Linked DNA regions of Homo sapiens: region 1 is linked to region 2. A link is an interaction called in ENCODE POLR2A ChIA-PET data of the cell type or tissue named here. Cell type or tissue: Caco-2. All regions are shown on one strand.

The links. ChIA-PET counts read pairs that join two places held together with the same protein. Peaks named below come from ENCODE experiments on the same cell type or tissue, not always from the same donor. Only the 100,000 strongest peaks of a DNase experiment are listed, where the experiment ranks them.
Region 1: POLR2A ChIA-PET joins it to region 2 with 5 read pairs; 4 of 35 experiments call an interaction of 5 or more read pairs at or near these places.

The regions. Positions count from the first base shown.
Region 1 is chr15:89,119,517-89,123,516 of GRCh38, reverse strand. All of the region lies in intron 3 of ABHD2 (abhydrolase domain containing 2, acylglycerol lipase), which reads right to left. It also overlaps the pseudogene RNU7-195P. Among named protein-coding and RNA genes, the nearest start is that of ABHD2, 33 kb to the right of the region's middle. In Caco-2, no CTCF peak of the experiment used is centred here; a DNase peak (open chromatin) is centred at 1,866.
Region 2 is chr15:88,993,709-88,997,708 of GRCh38, reverse strand. No RefSeq gene overlaps it. Among named protein-coding and RNA genes, the nearest start is that of CARMAL, 45 kb to the left of the region's middle. RefSeq lists an enhancer at 3,641-4,000. In Caco-2, no CTCF peak of the experiment used is centred here; a DNase peak (open chromatin) is centred at 2,048; H3K4me3 peaks cover 1,254 bases.

The DNA.
Region 1 (4,000 bases), 130 kb before region 2:
TGCCTCTAGAAAACTTCCGTAATTAAAAAGCTTGAAAAACTGATCTTTTACAAATGCCTCCCCACGATGAGTCTCAGAGAAGTAGATCCTCAAATGCTCACTAACCAAGGCTGATGGATGACTAATTGGCAGGAAACTAAAGGTTTGGACACATTATGATGAGAACAGCATTCCAATTGGATTTCCGTTTGGAGCTTGTACTCCGGTGAGTGAAGAGAAAAAGGGAAAACCACCGGAGATGAATCCATTATGGTCTATGGAAGGGCCACAGGGCTCCTCCCATTCTCTTATGACTACCTGAAGCAGCTTCCAGGCGGACACGTCCAGAGAGGGCACCATGGCATAGGAGAGCCAACTGTAATTTTTGGCTTGGTGTTAGTGGGTATGCCCCTCACCCCTAAGTTTCAGGTGTCTCTCAAATCCACAGAGAACAATAATGTCCAGTTCTTTTTAATACAGGTGGCAGCTGGTTGCAGAAGAAAGCGATTACCTTTGCATCTCTGGGGAAGAAAGTACCCACATACATGTGGCTGTGGTTTTCATCATACTGCCTCCCTTCTCTGGACTCTGCAGGGGCTTCTAGATGTCTCTTGGATCCAGTGAAGACAACTCAACTCTCTGTTTTTCGGCCTATTAGCCAAGTCCTCCATCACACTCCTCCTAAATGCCTTCATCTTTAGCTATAAGACAGCCCATACTGGCAAGCTTGCTAACGAGTGAAAAAGCAGCAGCCTGGCTTCCCACAGGGCAGTATGTACATTTTAATAGCAGGCTTCCAGAGACAGGGCACCTGCTGCCTGTCTCTACTTCCCAACCGGGACCTGGTGATGAAAACTTCAGCCAGGCCCAGAGGGAAGGGTGGAGGCTGTGAACTGCCATTATGCATATGCCTGGGGTTGTCCTGCCTTAATTTAAGACCATAAGCAATCCATCTTCTTCCAGAAACAGGGTAGAGCCTTCCCAGATCAACAAAGCTCTGTCAGAGCTGAAGGTACACCTGATTCCCTAGAGCACCATTGAACAAGCCGGATACAGTGCAGTTTGTTTCTCCTGGGCAGGCACACATGGCGTCTGCCAAAATGAGAACATCGTTCACTTACACCTGTTTATGGAAAACAAGATACAGAATGGCATTGTACTTGAGATTTGGAACCACCAGGAATCCTGTTCTGTCTCCCCAGGTATGCGGCTCTTGATTTGGGGTGTATATTCCAGTGATAAAGAAAAGAGACACAAATTCTCATAAAACAAGATGGAACATTTTAAACGGACACAGAAGTTATATGTTGGGGAAACATGGTAGGAAGATGGAAGAAGGGCTCATTCTGGCTAAAGAGGAGTAGGGCGGCAAGTTAGAGAATAGTATCTCAGAACTGATGCTATTTAAGGCAGGGCACAGGGGCTCCCACCTGAAATCCCAGCGCTTTGGGAGGCCAAGGTGGAAGGATGGCTTAAGGCCAGGAGTTTGAGACCAGACTGGGCAACATAATGGGGCTCTGTCTCTATAAAAAAAATTTTAAAAATTAGCTGGGTGTTGTGGTGCCCACCTGTAGTCCCAGCTACTTGGGAGACAGGCAGGAGGATAGCTTGAGCTCAGGAGTTTGAGGTTACGGTGAGTTACGATTGCACTACTGCACTCCAGCCTGGGCAACAGAGTGAGACTCTGTCTCTTAAAAGCAGAATTGATGCTATTTAAGTTTTCTTATAGGATAAGAGGCATTTTGGTGCTGAGAAAAAAGAGGGGATCTGGGATAGTGGGGAAACAACAGCCCAAAGGTCAGGTACTTCACAGGCAATGAGAGAATGCTGTGAGTAATGAGGCTGGACAGGTAGGTTCATGCCTCGGCTGCTGGCCTGCTTGAGGAAGCCAACTCGAGTAGTATTATGACAGATGGGTAGGTCAGAGGCAGGGAGGTCATAGTACACTTTTGTAAACACCCAAGGGACTGGTAGTTACACAGCTGAATACATACACAAAGCCCCTGAGCTATATACTTAAGATTTGTATATTTTACTGTATGTAAATGATAGCTTTAAAAAGTACTTAAAAAAAAAAAAGCCAAAGGGAGACAGTGCCAGCCTGTCCAGGAGTACGGGGGCTGGGAATAGTTAGAAGAAGACAAGCACACAAGAAAACCAGTCTCTTTACCCTGCAGTCAGGGACCCTCTCCCAGGGTCCTTCCCCTAAAAAGACCACTCTGATGTTTGCTAACAAAGCAAGGGTACCAGAATCAGAAGATGTCCGTGCTGAAGGGCACCATGGGAGACACACCTATTTCATTTTACATAGAAGGAAACCAAGGACCAGAGGGGCTATCATTTTATCCAGGGTTCTGTGGCCAGTTTAGAGGTAGAAGACCTAGGTTTGCATCCTAGTTCAAATTTCAATTCAAAGCTCTTTCTCTGCCCAACTGTTGCCAGCAGCCATCAGGAAATTTGAATGAATGACAGAATTCTGAAGCTATAAAAAAGTCAAACGTGAGTAGACAGGTAGCAGCATGGGTGAATGTTCATGGCAACGTTCATCATGGTTTGGTGAAAGCAGGTTACTAAACAATATCTATCACCGTGATTTTGTGGGGGCAAGTATAAGGAGAAGGAAAACCACAGGGATGATTGCCCACATATTAATAGTGCATTATCTCTGGGTAGAATTATAATTTTTTTTTTCACGTGGGAGGTTTTCTGCTAAAAACTGAAAAACCTGTTAGACAAATTCCAAAAGAGCTATAGGGCCAGTGTGGTGGCTCACGCCTGTAATCGCAGCACTTTGGAAGGCCGAGGCGGGCGGATCACGAGGTCAACAGTTCAAGACCAGCCTGACCAACAGGGTGAAACCCCATCTCTATTAAAAATACAAAAATTAGCTGGGTGTGGTGGCATGCGCCTGTAATCCCAGCTACTCAGGAGGCTGAGGTAGGAGAATCACTTGAACCCGTGAGGCAGAAGTTGCAGTGAACCGAGATTTGAGATTGCGCCACTGTACTCCAGCCTAGGCAACAGAGTGAGACTCTGTCTCAAAAAAGAAAAAAGAAAGAGCTATAACATTTATAGATAATTTTTGTGTGCTCTACCTTTTCCATTTAAAAAAATGAATATGCATCAAAGTTTTTATTGAAAAAAAAAGATTTGTATGACTATCTAGATTTTTGTCATAATTCCGAACTGGGCGTCTGCTTGTTTCACTAAAAGTAAACACTTCATGAGAACAAAAAATGAATCACTAGGTAAATATTGATCTGTTTCTAAGAGAACAGGAGACATAACATCCCACTGAAGCAAAGTTTTCCTCCAGACATTAAAAGATTAATTTATAATGTATCTTTGGGTAAATCATCTTAGAACAGATTTTCAAATTGACTTTAATGCTGAGGGGGAAAACAGTAATCCCTGCTCCTCGAGCATGCTTTCGATGTTCACCTTTCATCAACTTTTTTTCTATACCAGAACAGTAAGAAGACACGTCCTGATTCCGCGCATGTCATCATAACCAGCTACCCGCGGTCAGGATTACTGACTAATATTCACAGCTTGTTGTAAATCAGTTAACAGAACTTTCCAGCCTAGGCGAGTGCTTGTGAAGGCTGCAGACAGGCTTCCTTGTAGGAAAAAAATCTTCAAAGTCCCAGGAGAAGCACTTTCCCTCATAACAGACGTGTTTCCTGCCCTTAGCTTTCAACACATGGGAGGTTGTTATAGTCATGTGACACAGAAAAAGACTATGGGGGACAGTAGCTTCCAGTGGAGTGACAGAAACAGAAAGAGGGTCAGATGGGAATCAAAGGTCACCCAGGGGCTGTCATCATCAGGGGCTGGCCTCTGCCTCAGTTCTCTCACTTGTACCCAAGAAAAGTCCCTGTTCACTTCCCCAGAGATAGGAAGGCAGCCAACCTGGTGTCACACTCCAGTTTGAGTTCAGTTTCCCTCTCTGCTACTCCCAGTTTCCTCATCCCTAAAATGAAAGGAAAAATGAATCCAACCTTAAGGTTGGTAAGACTGA
Region 2 (4,000 bases):
AGCAGTCCCTTTTTTTCTGGGTGTGGGGCAGGACTCTCTCCGGAATGGGGATCTTATGACCCACAGTCAAACAAGGTAGGTTAATTTCTTTATGACCAGTTTTTACACAGAAAGGGGGTGGGATTAGAGCAATATTTTGGGGTTTTATGGCTGGCTGTGGGGAAAAGGGGCTCTGATTCCTATGGCTCGCCTTGGGGAAAGGTTCTAGTTTCTATGGCTAGCCTGTGGGGGAACAAGGGGCCAGAGACAAAAGGGCAGAAGGTCATAGAAAAACTTATTTCTGGAGCTGCTTCTGAGACTTTCATCTTGGAGTATGGTATTGTGGGCCCCAACACACCTGTAGATGAAAAGAGTCAAACTCTGTAAAATATTTGAAGAGATTTATTCTGAGCCAAATATGAGTGACCATGGCCCAGGACACAGCCCTCAGGAAGCCCTGAGAACATATGTCCAAGGCGGTCGGGATGCAGCTTGGTTTTATACATTTCAGGGAGACATGAGACTTCAATCAAATACATTTAAGAAATACATTAGTTTGGTTCAGAAAGGTGGAAGTGGGGGCTTCCGGGCTATCGATAGATTTTAAAATTTTCTGGTTGACAATCGGTTTTTATCTAAAAATCCATCAGGATCAATAGAAAGGAAATGTCTGGGTTAAGATAAAGGATGGTAGAGACCAAATTCTTACTTGCAGAAGAAGCCTCCAGGTAGCAGGCTTCAGAAAGAATAGGTTGTAAATGCTTCTTATTAGACTTAAAGGTCTGTGTTGCTGTTAATATTGGAGAGGTATAATGAGGCATGTCCGATCCCTACTTCCCATCATGGCCTGACCCATCTCTCATGTTAAATTTTAAGAGCGATTTAGAATCCTTTGGGTATATACCCAGTATAGGGATGGCTGGGTCAAATGGTATTTCTGGTTCTAGATCCTTGAGGAATTGCCACACTATCTTCCACAATGGTTGAACTGATTTACACTCCCACCAACACGTATGTTTATTGCAGCACTATTTACAATAGCAAAGACTTGGAACCAATCTGAATGCCCATCAATGATAGACTGGATAAACAAAATGTGGCACATATACACCATCGAATACTATGCAGCCATAAAAAATGAATGAGTTCATGTCCTTTGCAGAGACATTGATGAAGCTGGAAACCATCATTCTCAGCAAACTAACACAGGAACAGAAAACCAAACACTGCATGTTCTCGCTCCTAAGCAGGAGTTGAACAATGAGAACACATGGACACAGGGAGGGGAATATCACACACCAGGGCCCGTCAGGGGGTCGGGGGCAAGGGAAGGGAGAGGGAGGGCATTAGGACAAATAGCTAATGTATGCGGGGCTTAAAACCTAGATGATGGACTGATAGGTGCAGCAAAGCAACATGGCACATGTATACCTATGTAACAACCCTGCACATTCTGTAAATATATCCCAGAACTTAAAGGAAAAAAAAGAAAAAGGCCGGGTGCAGTGGCTCACGCCTGTAATCCCAGCACTTTGGGAGGCTGAGATGGACAGATCACGAGTTCAAGAGATCGAGACCATCCTGCTAACACAGTGAAACCACATCTCTACTAAAAAAAAAAAAAAAAAAAATTAGCCGGGCATGGTGGCACGTGCCTGTAGTCCCAGCTACTTGGGAGGTTGAGGCAGGAGAATCACTTGAACCTGGGAGGCGGAGGTTGCAGTCAGCCGAGATCATGCCGCTGCACTCCAGCCTGGGCGACAGAGCAAGACTCCATCTCAGCAAAAAAAAAAAAAAAAGAAAAATTTAAGAGCGCCCTGGCCAAGGAGAAAGTCCATTCAGAGGGTTGGCGGGGTGGGGGGTGGGGGGCGCTTAGAATTTTATTTTTGGTTTATACACTTCATAAAAAGAAAACCTATGTATGTTAAGTGTGCAGTCCAAAGTCACTTAGGGAAAGCTGCATACACTGCATTCTGCCATCCCCAGTGCTCAGCACCCAGTGAGTATTGGGTAATGGGATAGATTCATCCATGAATCCTCGAGCTCCTGTACATTCCACTCCAGGGTTTCCAGCTGATAGGGCTCAGGCAGGGAAGCCTCCACAGCAGTGTAAAGGTCTTCAAGATCTGGGATTCCTTTTGTTCACTAGTCAGTGGGGAGGGACACCTTGAAGCCTCTCCTGGTTTGTATCTCCAGCTTTTCAAGGTAATGTCAGCCTAAAAGCTTCTTTAGATGTCCTGTGAACAATGTAAGATCCACAAGCGAGCCAAACAGAACACGTAACTGTTGGGCCCACAGATCTGACATTTCTTCTGGAAACGAGACTCCTGAGACTTTATTTTTTTGAGACAGGGTCTCGCTCTATCAAGCAGATGACTGCAGAGGCATGATCACGGCTCACTGCAGCCTCAAGGGATCCTCCTGCCTCAACCTCCCCAGTAGCTGGGACTACAGGTGTGCACCACCTTGCCCGGGTAATGTTTATATTTTTAGTAGAGATGAGATTTTGCCATGTTGGCCAGGCTGGTCTTTAACTCCTGAACTCAAGTGATCCTCCCACCTCAGCCTCCTAAAATGCTGGGATTACTGGTGTGAGCCACTGCACCCAGCTCGGTGCTGTAAACTTGGTCTGAGTTAAACTTCAGACTCTGGGATTCCACTTCAGAAGGAGGATACTTATAGATGTGAATGGAATTTGTAAAATGCCAAATTAGGCTGGGCACTGTGGCTCACGACTGTTAATCCCAGCACTATGGGAGGCCGAGGCAGGCAGATCACGAGGTCGAGTTCAAGACCAACCTAGCCAACATGGTGAAACCCTGTCTCTACTAAAAATACAAAAATTAGCTGGGCCTGGTGGTGCACACCTGTAATCCCAGCTACTCGGAAGGCTGAAGCAGGAGAATCGCTTGAACCCGGGAGGCGGAGGTTGCAGTGAGCTGAGATCGTGCCATTGCACTCCACCCTGGGCGACAGAGCGAGACTCCGTCTCAAAATATATATATATGCCAAATCAAATAGAATTCAACAGGTTGTGTTATCAGGGGCAAAGCCCACCTTTATTGAGCCCTCACTAATCTGTCATGGACTGTTCTGAATGTTAAAATTAAAAGAGTTCGTGTATTTAGAACAAACACTATGTGGTAGGTACTATGATGAAAACACTGGAGCACAGACAGAGTCAGTAACTTATCCCAGATCACACAGAAAGAAAGCAGCAGGAGCTGAGATTCAAGCCCAGGCAACTCACACTCTTGGCCCATAGCACACATTGCTACATAGTCTGTAGCAATGATCACTATTCACTGAGCATTTACTTTGCCTAGGACATGGAGCTAGTGTCTTAGAGCTACCTAATTTTATGTTGTCCTCAGCACAGTCCCTTCAGGTGAGAGGTATTATTCTCACTTATGCAGAGACTGAACAACTTACCCAGGGTCCTGGTGTGTCCGGAATATGGTTCCTTCCGGTGGGTTCGTGGTCTACGCTGACTTCAAGAATGAAGCTGCGGACCTTCGCCCTGAGTGTTACAGCTTAAAGTTGGCACGAACCTAAAGAGCAAAAGAACAAAGCTTCCACAGCATGGAAGGAGACCCAAGTGGGTTGCCTGCTGCAGGCTGGTGGTGTAGGGGGGTGTGGGGGTGGGGGCAGTTTTTATTCACTTATTTGTCCCTGCCCATGTCCTGCTGATTGGTCCATTTTACAAACCTGTAGCTAGTTACAGAAAAGTTCTCCAAGTCCCCACTTGACTCAGGAAGTCCAGCTGACTTCACCTCTCACCGGTGAATTGGTGGTGGGATTGGATTTGGACATGAGGTTGACTCCCAAATCCCTCCTCTCCCATATTCTTTCTGTTTTGTGAGAGGCAGGGTCTTGGTGTGTTGCCCAGGCTGGAGTGCAGTGGTGCGATATAGACTCACTGCAGCTTCGACCTCCTGGGCTCAGGCCATCCACCTCAGCCCCCGGAGTAGCTAGGATCACTAGCTAGCACCACTACACCTGGCTAATTTCACTTTTTTTT